2 separate regions of the Homo sapiens genome follow, and region 2 is linked to region 1. A link is an interaction called in ENCODE POLR2A ChIA-PET data of the cell type or tissue named here. Cell type or tissue: Panc1. All regions are shown on one strand. Each heading gives the region's core, and the rest is flanking DNA. Links, peaks and the distances in the headings are about the cores only. Region 1 overlaps INPP5F (inositol polyphosphate-5-phosphatase F). Region 2 overlaps SEC23IP (SEC23 interacting protein).

Region 1 (10,497 bases), core at 2,169-7,168:
CAATTCTAACCCTTATGCATCATCATAATAAAAGTTTGCCTACTTCTTCCCCGGTGGGAAGTCCCAGTGTGTTCCCCAAGGCAAGGGCTGTATTTACTCCTCATCTTGGTGTCTCTAGGCTTTAGAGTACTTAGGACAGAGAAGGCGTTTTTGTTTGAGTTGAGCTGAATTAAAGTTAAGTCTAAGTTCTCTCTCAGTAATATCATTGCCTTAAAAATAAGATGTTGTATTATGTTTGTTGCTCTTTTTAGGCCTGTTTTTTTGGGGGAGGGGGAAAGGGCGGGGCGGGCAGTGGACAGAGTCTTGCTCTGTTGCCCAGGCTGGAGTGCGGTGGCGTGTTCTCGGCTCACTGCAACCTCTGCCTCCTAGGTTCAAGCGATTCTCCTGTTTCAGACTTCTGAGTAGCTGGGACTACAGGTGTGTGCCACCTCACCCAGCTAATTTTTGTATTTTTTGTTAGAGATAGGGTTTCGCCATGTCGGCCAGGCTGGTCTCAAACCCCTGACCTCAGGTGATCTGCCCACCTCGGCCCCCCAAAGTACTGGGATTATAGGCTTGACCCACTGCGCCTGGCCTCTTTTTAGGGCTGTTTTGAATATATTTTAATTGGAGTGGAAAATCTCTGTCCATTTGGATGAGGAAATATGAGGAAAGGTACACCTGCACTTGTGTTATATTTCTATCTGATGTAGCATTATCTCATTATCTTTTTTTTTTTTTTCTGAGACAGGGTCTTGCTCTGTCACCCAGGCTGGAGTGCAGTGGCGTGATCATGGCTTGCTGTAGCCCCTACCTCCCGGCACCAAGCTATTCCTCCCACCTCAGTCCCCCAGGTAGCTGGGACTACATGTGTGTGCTACCACACCTGGCTAATTTTTTTTTTTTTTTTTTTTGGTAGAGATGGAGTCTCACTATATGGCTCAGGCTGATCTTGGCCTCCTGGGCTCAAGCGATCCTCCCACCTTGGCCTCACAAAGTGCTGGAATTATGGGCATGAGCCACCACACTGGGCTTTTAAAATATCTTTTTGGTAGTATTCCTTACTTTCCTCTTTAACATTATTTAAACTTTTTCAGGTTTTTTTTCTCCTAGTTAAAAAACGAAGTATTGTTTTTTTTCTGGTGTTTCTAATTTTTTTAAGGGTAATGAGTAATCTGTATTCATATATAGCAGTTTTTTGATAGATGCTTAGATGCTTATGTCTGTTGTAAGATAATGACTACTACTTCTCTTTTCTTTTTTTTCTTTCTTTTTTGAGACAGAGTTTTGCTCTTGTTGCCCAGGCTGGAGTGCAATGGTGCGATCTCGGCTCACTGCAACCTCCACCTCCCGGGTTCAAGCGATTCTCCTGCCTCAGCCTCCTGAGTAGCTGGGATTATAGGAACCTGTCACCACGCCTGGCAAGTTTTTGTATTTTTACTAGAGACAGGGTTTTGCCATGTTGGCCAGGCTGGTCTCGAACTCCTGACCTCAGGTGATCCACCCTCCCCGGCCTCCCGAAGTGCTGGGATTACAGGCATGAGCCACCGCGCCCGGCCTGGTTATTTTATTTTCTACAGGGAAAGTGATAAAGCACCGTGTAAACATTCAGTAATCTTCTGAGAGTAGAGTCTAATATCTCAGGATAAGAATTGTAATTTGAAGATTCAAAAAGAAATATAATACAATCCACTTTGGGGGAATGCTGATATGGTCTTATCTCTTTGGTCTTAAAATTGCTTCCTCTAGTCCTTGTGGCTTTGTCTGATATGACAGTATTATATAATTTATAGCTGTGTGTAAATTATATAATAATTCACATTCTGTTCTGAGACTGAGCGACCAAGAAGAGATCTCAAAGCATCTGTCATACACATAACATTCATAAACATAGAAACTGTATATGGAAAGGTGATACTCTAAGTGATGAATCCCAGTGAACTTTTTTTTTTTTTTGAGATTGAGTCTCGCTCTGTTGCCAGGCTGGAGTGCAGTGGCGTGATCTTGGCGCACTGCAACCTCTGCCTCCCAGGTTCAAGCAATTCTCCTGCCTCAGCCTCCCGAGTAGCTGGGACTACAGGCACGCGCCACCACGCCCAGCTAATTTTTTGTATTTTTAGTAGAGATGGGGTTTTACCATGTTGGCCAGGATGCTCTCGATCTCTTGACCTCGTGATCCGCCCGCCTCTGCCTCCCAAAGTGCTGGGATTACAGGCATGAGCCACCGCGCCTGGCCTGAACAATTTTTTGAGGGATACTAGGTATTAGTTAGAATTCACAGAAATGTTAAAAATTTTTTCTGTTCTTCTTAGAGTTAATTTTTGATAATGAAATTATTTTTACTATGTCATATGAGGTTAACTTTTTTGAATGAGAAATCATAATTATGGAATTGAAATCCACCTGGAATTTTTTTTTGAGGTATCATTTTTGTGAAATGATTCTGTTTATTTGGAGTTTTGTGGCATTTGGTATTTACTTAAAAAAAAAAAAGGATTTTGAACTTTATCTTTTTAAAAAATTCTGTTTGTAGCTAGGCATGGTGGCTCGCGCCTGTAATCCCAGCACTTTGGAAGGCCGAGGTGGATGGATCACTTGAGGTCAGGAGTTCAAGACCAGCCTAGCCAACATGGTAAAACCCCGTCTCTACTGAAAATACAAAAATTAGCTGGGTGTGGTGGCGGGTGCCTATAATCCCAACTACTCGGGAGGCTAAGCCACAAGAATCGATTGAACCTGGGAGGCAGAGGTTGCAGTGAGCTGAGATGGTGCCACTGTACTCCAGCCTGGGCAACAGAGTGAGACTGTCTCAGAAAAAAATATTGTGTTTACTAAAAATTTGCAAATTACCATGACAGAATTTAATAGGGCACTTTAAATTACATATTAAATGGCTTACAAAATCTTTCTGATCATTTTTGTTGTTGAATAACCAGGTTTTTTCTTAGTGTATTTAGTCTTCAGTTTTTATAATGGGTTACTAGTTTTATATCTTATACTACTTTTTACTCCATATTTTATATTGCTGACAGGCTAACAGTTGGGTTGAATAGATCTGTATGTTTATTTTTATGCATGTACATATTTGTATGACTACGTTTATTTCCCATTTAAAGGTAGAAAAGACTTATCTTTACAAAGTTTTCACCCCACCCATTTTTGGCTTAAATAAAAGAAGACAAGTGGTTTTTTTTTTTTTTTTTTTTTTAGTGTAGACAGCCCAGGCTGGAGTGTGGTGGCATGATCTTGGCCCACTGCAACTGCAACCTCGGCCTCCAGGGTTCAAGCGATTCTTGTGCCGCAGCCTCCTGAGTAGCTGGGACTACAGGCGCCTGCCATCATGCCTGGCTAATTTTTTGTATTTTTAGTAGAGACAGGGTTTCGCCACGTTGGCCACGCTGGTCTTGAACTTCTGAGCTCAGGTATTCTGCCTGCCTCAGCCTCCCAAAGTGCTAGGATTGCAGGCGTGAGCCACCACGCCTGGTAGGAGTACAAAGTCTTTCTAAGGTGACTGACAATTTTTGGAATCAGGTTTTACAGATTGAGGGAGGTTTTTGTGTATATTTTGTTGTCTACATCATCACCTGAGATTAACAGTAGCTAATAATAACAGCTTTTATTTCTTGAGCACTTTTCTTTTTTCTTTTTTCTTTTTTTTTTTTTTTTTGAGACGGAGTTTTATTCTGTTGCCCAGGCTGGAGTACAATGGCATGATCTCGGCTCATTGCAACCTCTGCCTCCCGGGTTCAAGCAGTTCTCTCTGCCTCAGCCTCCTGAGTAGCTGGGACTACAGGCTACTGCCACCATGCCTGGCTAATTTTTCTATTTTTAGTAGAGACGGGGTTTCGCCGTATTGGCCAGGTTGGTCTTGAACTCCTGACCTCAGATGATCTGCCTGCCTCAGCCTCCCAAAAGTGCTGGCATTACAGGCGTGAGCCACCGCAACTGGCCTGTAATCTCAGCTGCAACTGAGCACTTTTCTGAGCCAGACACTGTTCCATGACCTTTACATGTATTATTTCATTTCATCTCCACAGTAAACCTTGGGAGGATGGTTTCATTATTATCCTCATTTTACAGATGAGGAAACTGAGGCACAGAGAAGTAATTTGCCCAGGTTCACAGAGGGAGAGCCAGGCTCTAACCCAGTGTTTGACTCTAAAACCAGGTTTTCCTCAGTATTGACAAAAATGTTTTGTGAACCTTTCTACCTTCTTGACTACAAAGTGATAGGATTTATATTTTCATGGGTAATAGCTGAAATGTATCTTTAGCTATCCTAATCATTATAGTGTAGCCTATATGGAGAATTAAATAGCCTCTCAAATGTCAAAGCAAGCACATTAAGGAAGGATCTATGTAGAAAGAAAATGCTAATAGTGTGATAACTAGTTTGTTTGTTGATCCTGTGCCTGCATTGACTTTCTTGCAAAATTCATATAGTTACAGGGAATGTTGTTATGTAATGAATTGACTAGTAGTAGTTTTTCCAGCTACGGTCAGTTGATCAGGTTTCTCTTCTTAAGTGTTTGGAAGATCTGCAGTTTGGGAAGGGAATAGATACAGGGGAGATCTTTGAGCAGATGCATTGACATGTGTACTCATTGGGAACTATTTCCTCCAGTGGTGAGCAACCTGAAGCCTTTCTCAGTGTAGCTTTTCAAGAGTCCTAGATCCAATTTCATAGACATCCTTTCAGAGCATGCACAGCAGAGGTGAAATGGAGGAGAAGCGTGTAGGGCAAAACTACCTTCTTCAAAGAAGGGAGAAACTTTGTAGAATCACTGGTTCCTAGACGCTTGTGTTTTGGCCAGGCCCTGGCCAGCAAAGGCTAGCCAAAGGCATGCTTTGGAGGAGAGGTAGTATCAAGTTTTTTTAGAGTAGACCGTGAAGGTGCCAGAAACTAAGGTGCACTGACAGCTTGGTCTATGGGGAACCTGGCTGCATTGGTTCAGGTCCCCACTTGTCCCACTTGCCTGGCCTAAACACACCCCTGGCACGGAGAAAGAGGATGAGACTCACTGCTGGATCCCTAGCACCTGGCCCATAACAGGTTTTTTGTGAAAGTTGTACTGAATGAATTGAAATAATTCTAGTCCCTGGTCTACCTTCTATAGTTTAAGCAGCAAAGGGGTTGTAGGGACGTTTAAAGGGAGAATATAAGAACAAAAGACTAGAACACACTGCCTCTCTTGCCACCTAAAAAAGTCATGCAAATTTCTCACTGTCATTTTATTCAGTGAAGCAGGAATCTCACTCTTAAGCCTGTGGAATTCATTAAATTTGTTTTCTTTCTGAATAAAAATAAATGGGACCCATAGACATCTTTGTTTTTTTCCAAACCGGCCCTTGTGCAGAGAAGGTTGTTGTTGCTAATTTTAGTCCTTGTGATGTATGGTGGAATTTATTCATGTATTTGCAGATAATACTGGACTACTGGAAAATCAAACTAGTTTGATCAAACTAGTTTGGGGTATATCCCAACACATTGCCAACACATGTTTCTTGGGTGATGCATTATGAATGCATTATCCAAGGATTTATCTAATCTTTGTTTGAGGTGGTTGTTACTTTCAGGTTCTTAGGGTAATGAGTTTGGAAAGTTGTAATTTAAGCTGTACTTCCTTTTTCATTCCCAAACCATGACTTTTCTTTTTTTTAAATAATAGAGACAGGGTCTCACTATGTTGGCCAGGTTAATCTTGAACTCCTGGCCTCAAGCAGTCCTCCTGCTCAGCCTCCCAAAGTTCTCAGATTACAGGCATGAGCCACTGCACCTAATAGCAGAATCAATCTGCTATTGATTCAATACATTCTCAGAATCATAGTCCAACCTTGTTTTGGCATGGTTTTATGGGGAATTAAATGCATGAGATCTTTACAAGCTGTGTTACTATGTCTCTGTGTGTCTTTTTGTAAACGGTTCTTTTCCTGTTCAAATATATTTTAAAACATAACCTTTAGAAATCTACATTTGCAAACAGAAGTTTGAGAAGTAGCAGCAATGTCACAGAGCCTTTAGTCAATCTAAGTCCTTAGCTGATGTAAGTCATAATCATTATGTGTCAGCTGCCCATAATTGAGCTGAGGAGAACATTTGAATCAGTATGTTTAACAACATAGGGAACTAATAATTGTTAAAGGTTATCAGTAGCTATTGATAATACATTAAGTGATAATGTATAAATAGTATTTTTAAAGTGAGGATAAACACTGAACATTCAGCATTACAGTACCTTCACAAGACATACTGGTAGTACCTTAATTAAATCACATGTTTTTAGGATGACTCATTTTCTGGTTGTTGGAGACTCTTAAGGGATCTGCTTTCATTCACAAAATAGCATCCACACATTCTTTCTTTGGTAAGTCTGAAATACAGGTTGATTTTAGGTCAGTGTTCCCTGATATTTTTTTCTTTTAAGTTATTTTATTTTAATTTCAGTTTCCTTCAAGTTTACCCTTGCATTTTTTTAACTTGATAGTGGGATACTTTAAAATACTAAGCCAATTTTCTTTATGAATCTCATTCTTTGAAACAGCTTTTCACTTTGAAGTTAACACTGAATTTCAAATTTTACAATTTCTGCAATGTCAATATGTACGATTTGAAGCAGTTATCTAACTGAAATGTTAGGAAATTTAAAACATGCCATCATGCTCTCAATTTTAGTAATTTGCAGGTATAATATTGATGTTTCACAGTATCATTATATATTGTTTTTATGCCAGATATAAACATTCTCTTATTTCCAGCTTAAAGAATGTCCCTTCCCCCAGGGAGCAACTGTGGTGGGTGGACCCGGGAGTTGAGCAGAGTAACAGTCTCTTTTCTAGGCAGGGACTTCCAGAATTCATCTGTGTAGCTGTGTCATTTACTCCCATTTGCACCTTTCAAATACTTTTCTTGAAGAAGCAGCCCTCATCCCCCAACATCTAACTAATTTAGTATTATATTTATTTCTCCTAACAAATTACATCGCCTAAAATTCTGTGGGCCAGGCGCAGTGGCTCATGCCTGTAATCCCAGCCACTTTGGGAGGCTGAAGTGGGCAGATCACCTGAGGTCAGGAGTTTGAGACCTGCCTGGCCAACATGGTGAAACACTGTCTCTACTGAAAATACAAAAATTAGGCGGGTGTGGTGGCGAGCGCCGGTAATCCCAGCTTCTCTGTTAATAACTCTAAAATGAGGAAAGGAAAATACCAATTCTTAGCTCATCTGTGCTTTGATTTAGCTCTCAAAATCTTGTTTTTGAAAGTGATATCAAAAGACAGTTTTGGGGACAGCAAAAGGTGAGGGATATATCCCAACACATTGCCATATTTCTTGGGTGATGCATTATGAATGCATTATGAATGCATCACCCAAGGATTTATCTAATCTTTGTTTGAGGTGGTTGTTACTTTCAGGTTCTTAAGGTAATGAGTTTGGAAAGTTGTAATTTAAGCTGTACTTTTTCATTCCCAAACCATGACTTTTCTATTTTTTAAATAATAGAGATGGGTTCTCACTATGTTGGCCAGGTTAGTCTTGAACTTCTGGCCTCAAGCAGTCCTCCTGCCTCAACCTCCCAAAGTTCTCGGATTACAGGCATGAGCCACTGCACCCAGCCCAAACCATGACTTTTAAATGTGTAGGTTTCCTGTACTGGTATTAAGTGGTATACAGTTAAGTCTATACCTTTCATAGTTGTATTCATTTCCATCAGGTCCTCCTAGGCTGAAATGTCCTAATTACACTGTGGGACCTTTCATGAAAGTCCTTTTGTTTAGTTGTCCTCTGTTCCTTTTTGAGTTGCTTTGGGTCTTTTCTTGAGATGTGACAGTTAGGACTTTATGCTTCATATAGAGAATCAACAATTTTGTGTTTGGATATTGTAGAGTTTAAGAACCAATTTCTAATTTCCTTCATGATGATCAAAACTTTGTGGCCGTCTTGCTGTGCTGGAATTAGATCCCTTTTTAAATAAAAATGTCTAGAAATTTTTAATTTTTTTAGAGACAGGGTCTTGCTCTGCCACCCAGGCTGGAATGTGGGATAGCTCACTGCAGCCTCGAACTCCTGGGCTCGGGTGATCCTCCCGCCTCAGCCTCCTGAGTAGCTAGGATTACATGTGGGCACCACCACACCTGGCTAATTTTTTTACAACATTTTTTATAGAGACAGAGTCTTGCTATGTTGTCCAGGCTGGTCTCAAACCCCTGGGCTCAAGTGATCCTCCTCTCTGGGCCCCCCAAAGTGCTGGGATTACAGACATGAGCCACTGTGCCTGGCCTGGAAATTAAGTTTCTTTTCTAGGTGGTATCTTTAATCTTTTAAATATTCTTGTGGTTACTTTTTGAAGTGTATTTCCTTCTGCTAGTTTAGACCAGCTTTTATGCCGCCTCCCTATATTATGAGATCTTTATGCAGTTTGTATTACTTTATTATGTGAGAGTTTAAAGTTGTATGTGCTACAGGCATCATCTTTCAGTCAGACTAAGACCAAGTTACTAATACAGGTCCTTCCCAGTGACCTATATATAATCATTTAGACCAGTGATTCTCAAGCTGGCTGTACAGTAGAATCACCAGGGGGAGATTTAAAGAATACCTATTCCAGGGCCCCGCCCTAACCAATTGAGACCATCTCTGATGCTCAGGGATTAGTATTATAAAGCTCCTAGATGATGATAATGAGCAGCCAGCACTGATAACCCTGAATTAGATTTAAGACTGGGAAATCACCAGCTGCTAGAACTTCTAAATTGGATTAGCTCTTTAGCTTGTGGAATGCTGGAGAATAATTACCATTAGACAGTTCAAGGAAATGTGTATCAAACTTTGCATTTATAAGATAGCACCTGAATCAAATTATTCCTTACCCAATTCTGAGAATTAAAGCATAAATGAGCTAACAATTGGAACTTTTAGTTTCTCATTCTAAAACCCTTTTCCTTATCTGTTTGATTTTGTGTTGGTGATTGTCTTTTTAGAGCCGTAATATCCTTTGTCTTTAGCAGGAAATGAAATATGGGTCTGATTATTTATGCATACTCTGATACCTTTTTTTTTTCTTTTAAGACACAGTGAAAGTGCCTATAGGCTTCAGCAGCTGTGCTTTAAAACCCAGGCTTGTTCTTGGGCTGAGGGAGTGCCTTCATTCTTCCATCTTGGAATGAGTGACTCATGCTCTGTGCAGGCACACAGTACTTAATCACTTGTTTTCTGTGTACCAGGAAGAGGAGGGCATATGAAAATAGAAGCCATGTACTGCCAAATGGATCTGAAATAAGAGTGAAAATGTTGACCTGATGGGTCAAACAATTGAGCTTATTGCAAATACTTATGACTTAGGGTGTATGTTGCATTATTATTTCACTAAAATTTGGCATTATTTCAAAAAGGCTATACTTTTGTAATTTGTAAGCAACTCTTTTCCTTATAGATAACGTTGATGATCTTAAATTTTACAATTTATTTGTGAATTTTAAATTTTTCTTTTTTTGAATTTGTATGCCACATTAGAGTATACCTTCTGAAGGAAAGATTAGAAAACAATACATTTGTTGGATTAGATCAGTTACATGGTTATTCTTTGCAGAAGGATAGTATGAGCCCGCTGGCCATTTTCTCTGCCATTCCAGTGCCTTCTGCCCCCAGAGTAGCCATTAATATGATCAGTAGGATATCTACTACTAAGGGCATTTGCTGCATATGCCTGGAATAATACTGTCTACACATGTCCTCTGTACAGACAGACTCTTTAATGCCAACTTGTTTTATTTCTTTAGTGAAGAGCCACAGATTTTAAATACACACACACACACACACACACACACACATTTTGAAGTGTCAGCTGTATGCCAGGCGCTATACCAGGCAGCGAAGTCAGAGCAGCTCGACACAACACACACAGTCTCCCTTCTTGTGTCAGTTACAGTACCTGCTTCAGGCCTTCCTCTATTGTTTTGTGTTTCTTATCTCTATATTAGTATGAGAAGTTTTGTGTACCTGCTAGAGTTTTCAAGATAATATAAAAATTTCAGGATAATTTAAATTGCCCAGGCCAGGCATGGTGGCTCATGCCTGTAATCCCAGCATTTTGGGAGGCTGACGTGGGAGGATCACTTGAGTCCAGGAGTTTGAGACCAGGCTGGGCAATATAGATAGACCTTATCTCTACTAAGAAAAAAAAAAAAATGAGGTGGGCATCATGGCGTGTGCCTGTATTCCCAGCTACTTGGGAAGCTGAGGTGAGAGGATTGATTGAGTCCAGTTGGAGGCTGCAGTGAGTTATGATCAAGCTGCTGCACTTCAGTCTGGGTAGCAGAGTGAGACCTTGTCTCAAGGGGAAAAAAAAAATTGCCCAGAAGTTTTAGGTGAGTCTTTCATTTTGAGCAACCATATTCTAATCATGTGTAATATTTATTGAAAGATAAATGCTTTTATTATTAAAAGCACCTGAAATTAAAAATCCAAGCTCATTCCTGGTTTGTATAAAAGAAGAAAATAAATACATAAATAAAAGTGCCT
Region 2 (10,497 bases), core at 2,188-7,187, 200 kb after region 1:
TGGAGTTGATGTTGACTGATTTTGCTTTTTTCTGTTTCCTCTGAGTTTTTGTCGTCGTTTTTAAAAATTTGCAATAGAGACATTAAGGAAGATAATTGGTTTGTAATTTACATTTCTGATTTATTACAGTCTTCTTTCTAAATTTACATAGAATTTGAGTTATTTTTAGTTTCTTTTTAAAATAGATTCCCAAGAATATCAGTTAGGAATTCCTTTGGTTGCAGGTTCACAGAACCCAGTTTACAATACATTAAACAAATAGAGGTTTATTTTTCTTCCGTAACAAGAAGGGTTCTTCTGTTGAGTGACTCCACCAGATACCCAGAGTGCTTGCCTCTTCCCACCTGAATGTTGGCTCTTGCTGCCTCATAGTTATAAGGTGCCCCCATGGTTGCAGATACCATATCTACATTCACAACATGAATAAGAGGGGAGAGGGTAGTACTCCTCACATCTGTCGCTCTTAATTAGGGAAGCAGAAGCTTGTCCAAAAATTTACTCATACCTATTGACTAGGCCTGTGTCTAATGTCCAATATCTCCAGTCTGTATGAAAGATTGTAGAAGTAATGTTTTGAGCATTCCCAATCTTTATAGAGGGAAAGAATAGAGAAGGAGGTTAAGTCTGTGATGGGTCAGCTGACGTGCAGCTCAGCCACACTCTGTATTCCTAACTGTCCTCCTGAGACACCAGATACCTGGTTTTCCTCACTAGATTATGCATTACTTTTAAAAACAAGTAATGTGTTTTTTACAAAGTTAGAAATTTTAAAGGCTTTGAAAGAATCAGACACAAAATGCTGAGCTCTAAATTACTGAAATCAAAGGAAGTTCCTGCCATTTTTGGTTTTCTAATAGTAAGTGGTAAATGAACATTCCCTTCAGCCTCATCTTCTACCTCCTCGTTTTAGAGAGGTAAGTACTTTTAGTAGGGCTTCCTTAGAGAAAGTTTTTTGGCTCCATTTCCAAAATTAAACTTGTAACAAAGTAAAAGAAAACTAAAGTGTAGGCCAGGCATGGTGTCTCACACCTCTAATCTCATCACTTTGGGAGGCCAAGGCGGGCAGATCACCTGAGGTTAGGAGTTCGAGACCAGCCTGGCCAACATAGTGAAACCCCGTCTGTACTAAAAATACAAAAATTAGTCGGGTGTGGTGGCGGGTGCCTGTAGTTGGGAAATGCAAGGCCAGAAGTGAAAGATGGCTTTCCCATAACTCATCCCCAACCTCCCTGCCTAGAGGCAGCCAGTGTTCCACGTTTTGTGTATCCTTCCAGATATCTGTTAACACATCACACACACTTTTAAGTTTTTCTTTTTTAAAAGACAAAAGAGGCTGGGTGTAGTGGCTCACGCCTGTAATCCCAGCACTTTGGGAGGCCGAGGCAGGTGGATTACTTGAGGTTAGGAGTTCAAGACTAGCCTGGCTAACATGGTGAAACCCTGTCTCTACTAAAAATACAAAAATTAGCCGGGCATGGTAGTAGGTGCCTGTAATCCCAGCAACTCAGGAGGCTGAGGCAGGAGAATCTCTTGAACCCAGGAGTTGGAGGTTGCAGTGAGCTGAGATTGCGCCACTGCACTCCGGCCTGGATGACAGAGTGAGACTCTATCTAAAAAAAAAAAGACAAATGATAGCAAAATTGACACACCGTTATTACCTTTGTGTCTTTGAGATTGTCCCATATCTATCTATCCATCCATTCATCCATCTGTCCGCCCATCCGTCCATTCATCCATCCGTCCAGTATCTGTTGAGCACCTTACTTAAGTGCCAGGTATTATTTTAGGTATTGGGTTTCACAGCAGTGGACCAAAGCCTCTGCCCTCAAGGACCTTTTTTCCTCTAATGGAAGGCAGACAGCACGTGGACAGTTGAAATGAACCACATGGTAAAGACTGAGCAGCTGGACAAGGAGGAGAGGAATTCATTTGGGATGGGTTCAAGTTATTAATGTATATAAGATGGCAAGGGACCCCCTTCACGGGTAAAGTAAAGTGTCATTTGAGCAAGCGAGCCAGGTGGATATCTGGAGGAAGAAGACCACTTCAGGTGGAGAGAAGAATCTGGATCAGAACATGAGAGTGACCTCGTTCTTTTTAGGTATTCCATTGACTATTGCACCATAATCTGTTTAAGCAGTCCCTACTGATGGGCATTGAAGTTATTCTAATCTTTTATTAGTATGAACAGTACTACAGTGATACGTGATATTTTAATAGTTGCATTTCATTCCATTTTATAGTTCTTTTATTAAAATACTTTATTTTACCCCATTGTTGGGTGTTAGATGATTTTCCAAATTTTCTCCATTATAAATAACTCTGATATGTAGTTTTACACACTTTTTGCCAATCTCTGTTTGCTTTGGATACATTCTTAGAAGCAGTGTTCTTATTTCTGAGAATATTGCATATTTTGAAAAGATTTTTGGCTGGGTGCGGTGGCTCATGCCTGTAATCCCAGTTTGAGAGGCCGAGGCGGGCAGATCACTTGAGGTCAGGAGTTCGAGACCAGCCTGGCCAACATAGTGAAACCCCGTCTCTACTAAAAATACAGAAAAATTAGCAGGGTGTGATCTCACCTACTTGGGAGGCCGAGGCAGGAGGATCTCTTAAAACCTGGGAGGTGGAGGTTGCAGTGAGCTGAGATTCCACCACTGCACTCCAGCCTGGGCAACAGCATGCGATTCCGTCTCAAAAAAAAAAAAAAAAAAAAAGCTTTTTGATCCCTACATTTTGCTAAATTGCATTCCAGAAAAGTTGCTCAATTTTCATATTTACCATCAGTATGTAAAGGCCAGTATGCTTGCACTCTTGGAAACACTGGGTATTACTGATTAAAAAATTTTTTTTTGCTAATTTGATAGCCAGAAATAGTTATAATACCGTTTTTACTTACATTTCTATTATTAGTGAAGTTGAGCTCTTTGGGTGTATCTTAACTGGCTGATTATATTTCTTTTGTCAGTTGCCTGTTCATGACCTTTGTGTTTTCTTGGAGGTACGGGGTAGGGTCCTTTTCTTTCTTTATTTTATTTTATTTTATTTTATTTTTTTTAAGACGGAGTCTTGCTTTGTCGCCCAGGCTGTAGTGCAGTGGCGTGATCTCGGCTCACTGCAAGCTCCTCCTCCCGGGTTCATGCCATTCTCTTGCCTTAGCCTCCCGAGTAGCTGGGACTACAGGCGCCCGCTGCTGTGCCCAGCTAATTTTTTGTATTTTTAGTAGAGACGGGGTTTCACTGTGGTCTCGATCTCCTGACCTCGTGATCCGCCCGCCTTGGCCTCCCAAAGTGCTGGGATTACAGGCGTGAGCCACCGTGCCCGGCCAGGGTCCTTTTCTTTCTTATGGATTTATAAATATGATACTTAAGGATATTAACCTTTGTCATTATAAGTATTTTTTCCCAGTTTGAAATTAGCCTTTTATTTTTCCTTATACTTTGGATTTTTTTGGCGGCAGTTTGAGGGGAGCATGTTTTAAAAATACGTAGCCCTACGCTGGGCATGATGGCTCACGCCTGTAATCCCAGCACTTTGGCAGGCCGAGGTGGACGGATCACCTGAGGTCAGGAGGTTGAGACCAGCCTGGCCAACATGGAGAAACCCCATCTCTATTAAAAATACAGAAATTAGATGGGTGTGGTGGCTGGCACCTATAATCCCAGCTACTTGGGATGCTGAGGCAGGAGAATTGCTTGAACCCAGGAGGCGGAGGTTGCAGTGACCCTAGATTGTGCCACTGCACTCCCACCTGGATGACAGAGCGAGACTCCGTCTAAAAAAAAAAAACAAAAAAACAAAAAACATAGCCCAGTCTTTTATGATTAATTATTTTTTAGATATTTACATTTATTTTCTTTTTAGTTCTTTTTTTCCCCATTTGGCTTTGTAATTTAGAAGAGTAAGGTGTAGAGAACAATTTAACTTTTTTCTTACATAATCGTTTCTGTCTGTGCCATATATTGAATAATGTACCCTTTTGTCATTGGTTTGATATTTTTATCATATGCCAAATATTTTGCTGTTGTTTGACATTTTAATTAATATTTGTTTCCTAGGCTTTCTCATCTCTTCTGGTGATTTATTTGTCTATGATACTTCATTGATTTCAAGCCATTTATTTTCCACATTTTAACATATTTAAATTTGTAATGCATCTTAAAATCTGCTGTTGGGGCTGGTGCAGTGGCTCATACCTGTAATCCCAGCGCTGTGGGAGGATTACTTGAGCCCAGGAGTTTGAGACCAGCCTGGGCAACATAGTGAAACCTCGTCTCTTAAAAAAAAAAAAAAAAAAAATTTAAGTCAGCTGTTGCCTTAACGGAAGTTGAGTTCTTTCTGAGAAGCTGTGCATTCTCTTCTGCTGGTCACTGGGGGAGGGGCTTTACCAACTTGCCTCTGCTTAAGCTAATTTCTCTGCTTGGGATTTTTTAGGATGATGCTGGTAGTGTGATTTCAGCCCCCAAAATTTGCAGGGATGGGGTTGTCAGTTCAGATATTGGAGTTTTTGTTCCCTCTTTCCATTGTCAAGGAAGAGGTGCGCAGGCCTCTTTGCCATCCCTTCTGCATGTAGTTGCTTGCTTTTATCCCTCATTGAGACTATAGATGTTTAGTCCCCCACTTTTTGTGAGGGGTTCTCCTTTGAGACTCCCTTTCTGGGCATCTTTTTATGGTACATAACAGTGAAGTGTCACAATCAACAGTGTCTTAGATTTGGTGAAATATGGTGTTTTAATAATTGTAATTTTTTACATAATATCTGGCAGTAGAAGTTCTCAGTATACCATAGTCTTTGCAGTTATCCCGAATGAAGTTCGAAATAATTTAAGTTCCCCTGACGCTCTCTCCCCTAACAAAACAAAGCAAGACAAACAAAACCAAAAGAATAGTAATTCTAGGATTTTGCCATCACCTTATATGGAAAACTCAGAACCTTCTATTTCACATATGATTCGTTCACTATAATTGTTTTATTTACTTCTTCTTACACTTGGCTGTAAAATTTAGGCAAGAATTTAAGTTTCTAATACTATACTAATGTCATAAGATAATCCATTTAAAATGTTAACAATTATTCTATACATAGTTCATTCAAGCTTAGATCAGTTTTGCTGAATGGTTGTTTTATGTTCATGTCCTTTTAGACCTTTTTAGGATTGTTCTTTGAAAAGCCTCAAATTGGCCAGGTGTGGTGGCTTACACCTGTAATCTTAGCACTTTGGAGGCTGAGGCAGGCAGATCGCTTGAGCTCAGGAGTTCGAGACCAGCTTAGCAACATAGACAAGACATTACTTGTCTCTACTAAAAGTAAAAAAAAAAAAATCACTGGGGCATGATGGTGTGCACCTGTAGTCCCAGCAACTTGGGAGGCTGAGGTGGGAGGATTGCTGGAGTTCGGGAGATTGAGGCTGCAGTGAGCTGTGATCGTACCACTGCACTCCAGCCTGGATTATAGAGTGAGACCCTGTCTCAAAAATAAATAATTAAATAAAAAATAAAAAAGCCTCAAATTAACATGGCAGATAACTAACTTTATTTTTTATTAATATTTTAGCTGGTCACGGTGGCTCATGCCTGTAATCCCAGCACTTTGGGAGGCCAAGGCGGATCACAAGGTCAGGAGTTCGAGACCAGCCTGGCCAAATAGTGAAATCTTGTCTCTACTAAAAATACAAAAATTAGCCGGGCGTGGTAGCACACACCTGTAGTCCCAGCTACTTGGGAGGCTGAGGCAGGAGAATCTTTTGAACCTGGGAGACTGAGGGTGCAGTGAGCTGAGATCGTGCCATTGCACTCCTGCCTGGGCGACAGGGCGAGACTCTGTCTCAAAGAAAAAAAATAAAATAAAATATTTTAATTTTTTGAGAAGGGGTCTCACTCTGTCACCCAGCTTGTGTGAGTGCAGTGGCGCAATCTTGGCTCACTGCAACCTCTGACTCCCAGGCTCAAGCGATCCTCCTAACTTAGCATCTCGAGAGGCTGGGACCACAGGTGTGCACCACCACGTCTGGCTAATTTTTTTATTTTTTGGTAGAGACAGGGTTCCCCCAAGTTGCCCAGGCTGGTCTCGAACTTCTGAGCTGAGATGATCCACTTGCCTCGGCCTCCCACAGTGCTGGGATTACAGGCGTGAGCCACAACACTTGGCCATAACTAACTTTAAATTGTGTCTTTTACTCTCTGTACTGGCTTTGCTATGAAGAAATCATGCTGGTTAATCTTACTGAGTGTTTCCTGGGCATTCTTGTCCCTTTGGAAGGCCTGAGGACTTGCTTACAGGCTGTGCTCTTTGGAGGCGGTTTGCAGTGTTTGTCAGTAAAGTTGAGCACTGGATTGTCCATTTTTTTTTTTTTTTTTTGAGATGGAGTCTCACCCTGTCCCCAAGGCTGGAGTGCAGTGGCGTCATCTTGGCTCACTGCAAGCTCCGCCTCCCGTGTTCACACCATTCTCCTGCCTCAGCCTCCAGAGTAGCTGGGATTACAGGCACCCGCCACCATGCCCAGCTAATTTTTTGTATTTTCAGTAGAGATGGGGTTTCACCATGTTAGTCAGGATGGTCTCGATTTCCTGACCTTGTGATCTGCCCACCTCGGCCTCCCAAAGTGCTGAGATTACAGGCGTGAGACACCGTGCCTGGCCGATTGTCTGTTCTTTTACTTCAGAAAAGACAACGATGCATGGTATTTGACTGTAAATTTGTAAAGTTCACTGAGGTTTTTTTTTTTTTTCCTTTTTAAGACTTTCTTGTCTGCACAGAAAGTCCCAGTACAACTTCCATTGCTGAGAAAATCCTCAGAGGACTTTCCCACTTCGCTCCTGTGATGGATGACAGAAGAGTGATTCATTAACAATTGCTCAGCCACAATTCTCGGATATAGGGATTCAAAAGACAGGACACAGAACTAACACAGTGAAAAAAATCAGTACCACATTTGGACAGTATAGGTGAGAAAACATAATTATAAAAATGATGCCATGAAAAATTCCACAGATCAGTTTAGTTGTATAGTTGTCAAAGTTATATGTGATATCAATGAAGAAATATTTGTAGCATGTAAACGGTTATTTCTGTTTCTTAAAAAGTATTGTTAGTGGGCTATTAAACTTGGATTTTTCTTTTTATTAATGCAGTATGTTCTTTTTATTCAAGTATGAACTTGTTGAGAAACTATAGTAATATGATTTTTAAGAGATTTATGTTCTACTTAAAATGTGAATTGTACTTCTGAGCTGCCTTAATGCAAGGTCATTTATATTTGTTAAGAGGAAATAATCAAGATCACTCATATCCCAACTGAATCTGAGGTTTTATAAATCCCTCAAACGATTGCTGAGAGCCTGATTGTGGAAAGAAGTGAGATGCACCTTATTTTCAAGAAGTCCTGGGAAGCGCTCTCCTAGCACGTCCATTTCCAGGAGGAGAAGCAAGCAGATGAGAGGTTTTCCATTTTGTCATCCAAGGTAGCTGTGCACTTGCCTTGTTGCTGAAGTTCCAATAATGTGAAAACCAAAGTAGAGGTTTTTTTCTTCTTCTTTTTGTTTTCTATTAATTTCACTTATACCAAAGTGTTTGAAAGTATGAAATGTGTTGCTTCTGAGTTATATAAGGCTACTTCATGACAAGACTGCTTTGTAATATTTCACTTTGTTTTACTACAAATTCAGATCACTTTGTTTTACTATAAATTCAGATTATCCAAATATTTTCCTAATACTATGTGGGAATGCTGATTTTCTTTTGTTACGTAGTGGAAACATTTTGCATTGTTTACATAGTTCTCATGGAACATGGAAATTTTTGAAAGTGATATATGATACACATTTTTTGTGTATGTATTCTAATTAGTGTGAATAAAGCAGTAACATTAATGCATTTTTTAAGCAGCAAACTTATGTATTTCTCTTGTCTTCCTTAAAAGTGTCCCCATGAACTCAGTGTTTATTCCCTTTTCATTTTGAGTACCTGCTTATATGGTCAGTATGTAACGTTAGCATTGGCTCCTAATGGTAGAATTAGAACAGCAAGATTGTAGAGCTGTAATTGACTCCAGACAACATAGATTTCAGCCACCTCATTCTACAGCTGAGGCCAGGACAATAAATGCCTTTCCCAGACTGGGTAGTGGCAGATCTGGGATGGAATATGGTTTTCTTGATTCCCTTTCAGCCTTCATTTCTCTCTCTCAGGACTACTACTTTTTAATTACTTTTCACTTAATTTCCCAATACTGATGAAATAAAGAAAAATGAGGGTTATTTATATACATTTCAATAAAATCCAATTTGATTTTTCAACTTACATCTGATTTTTGTTTGTGTCATTCAGCCTGTCTTCTGAGTAATGGGCAGAGAAGGACCAGGGTTCGTAGAAGAAGCATGTGGCAGCTGAGTGGCAGCAGTCTTGCCCTTTCATTTTAATACTTGAGTACACAGAAAATAGAATTTTTGAGTGACTCTGCCTGTGGATATATATACTCATACATACATATATATATATACACACACACATATGTATGTATGTATGTATTACTATTCAGTCTCTTAAAAACCAAAAAACAGTAGATCCCCTGAGGGTAGAGTCTTTATGTATGAACATATTGTTCACTGTTGTAACCACCTTGCAGGATTTCAGTCTATAAACTAGGTGAGAATCCAGCTGCTGAGTGAAGCTTGATCTCTGCCTCTTCCTCAGGAGCAGCTCATCCCCTGACAACCTCCCCTCCCAGCCCCTAATCTGGTTTAATGCCCTCCTTTTCCCCAGATAAAGAAAGTCATGTCTGTAGTTATTCCAAAAGTGTTTCATGTGTAGAGTTTGGCACAAAAAGTAAAAAGCGCCAGCATCTGAAGTCAAAGGTGAAAGAGTCATCACAGTACTGATGAAGACACCCAGGCCTCGTCAGCTATGTTAACGTGCTGTATGACAAGAGGAACCTGCTTTCTAAGTCTGCTGGACACGCGTGCTTCTTGAATCCAACCAGACAAGCATGTTTTCTCAAAACCACAGTATAAGACAAGGAAACTGCACAGATTCGAGTGATTTTTGAGGTAAGTATGTTATTGGAAAGGTGTGATCTATATAGAACCCTGTACATGAAAAGGAGGAGATGCCGCTATCTTGGCAGGGATGATCATGTATTTGAAATAGTAACTCACAGCATTTGGTCTCATGATAAGAGTACTGAAGATTATCCCAGAAAACCTAGGATGATTGGTATTTATAGTACCATTGTTTCAGGTTTTTATGACTTGAGGCATCTAACTATCTTAATGCTGTACTTTAGTGTTTACCAAGCAGCTTTCTGGTGGAAACTTGAACTGCAGACACTGAGTGTTTTGGTTTTCCTCCAAGTTATAGTTCTCATTGTAACTTAATAAGTTGGCATTCCAGCTTAGTTTGAGTCAGTTTCCCAGGGCTGGGTCCTCAGAGGAGAGTGGATAGAATTCAGTTCCTCTATGAGCTGGGGTGCTGACATTGTGTTCCTGCTGTTGACTGTCCCTGCGGTGCACGGGACAGACTGTCAGCTAACCTGTCTTCATGACATTTCTATAATACTCCTCAGGGGGTTAACCCCATCTCTACTAAAAATAAAAAAAATTAGCTGGGCATGGTGGCATGTGCCTGTAGTCCCAGCTACAGGAGGCTGAGGCAGGAGAATTGCTTGAACCCAGGAGGTGGAGGTTGCAGTGAGTTGGGATCTCGCCACTGCACTCTAGCCTGAGTGACAGAGCGAGACTCTGTCTCAAAAAAAAATAAATGAATAAAAAATAAAACAGCAACTCTTGCAGATTTCCCGAATGTATTGGTCCCAGAGAACACTGAAAATAATGTCATGTTGTTAACACCAGTGGGAGTTTGGGAAATAATTCCAGCTCTTTAATACTTCTTTCAGCTTCAGATTAAGTGAAATGAGTTTCACATATTTCAATATATGAAATTTTATGATGACACATAAAACAGGCCAGGGGTTATTGAGGACACATCTGTGAGATAGTGGGCAATGCTACATATTCGTTAGTGGATGTGCTGCAGTTCAGGTTCATGGACAGGTGGGACTGGTGTGGTTGGGATAACCCACCATGTTTGTCTTTCATTTCTTGTATAAAGAGTGGTTTTTAAAAGACCTTACTATGGAATTTTCACAAATACTCAAAAGTATGGAGAATGGTACAGTGAATCCCCATGTGCCCTTTTCCCAGCTTCAGGGGTGGTGTCAGTGATAATGATTTGGCTCTGTGTCCCCACCCAAATCTCATCTTGAATTGTAATCCCCACGTGTCAGGGGAGGGACCTGGTGGGAGGTGATTGGATCATGGGGGCTGTTTCCCCATGCTGTTCTTGTGATAGTGAGGGAGTTCTCACAAGATCTGATGGTTTTAAAAGTGGCAGTTTTCCCTGCACTCTCTCCTGCCACCTTGTGAAGAAGGTGCCTGCTTCCCCTTTGCCTTTCGTCACAATTGTAAGTTCCCCGAGGTTCGTCATGATTGTAAGTTTCCTGA

The links. ChIA-PET counts read pairs that join two places held together with the same protein. Peaks named below come from ENCODE experiments on the same cell type or tissue, not always from the same donor. Only the 100,000 strongest peaks of a DNase experiment are listed, where the experiment ranks them.
Region 2: POLR2A ChIA-PET joins it to region 1 with 7 read pairs; 3 of 35 experiments call an interaction of 5 or more read pairs at or near these places.

What each region holds. Positions count from the first base shown.
Region 1 is chr10:119,728,872-119,739,368 of GRCh38, forward strand. The region is part of intron 1 of INPP5F (inositol polyphosphate-5-phosphatase F); the gene reads left to right. Among named protein-coding and RNA genes, the nearest start is that of INPP5F, 8.1 kb to the left of the region's middle. RefSeq lists enhancers at 4,361-4,861, 9,258-9,803, 9,804-10,349. In Panc1, for the core only: no CTCF peak of the experiment used is centred there; a DNase peak (open chromatin) is centred at 6,227; H3K27ac peaks cover 2,028 bases.
Region 2 is chr10:119,933,848-119,944,344 of GRCh38, forward strand. SEC23IP (SEC23 interacting protein) reads left to right here. Exons shown (of 19, transcript NM_007190.4): 19 at 6,739-10,497. Among named protein-coding and RNA genes, the nearest start is that of MIR4682, 19 kb to the right of the region's middle. RefSeq lists an enhancer at 220-389. In Panc1, for the core only: no CTCF peak of the experiment used is centred there; no DNase peak of the experiment used is centred there.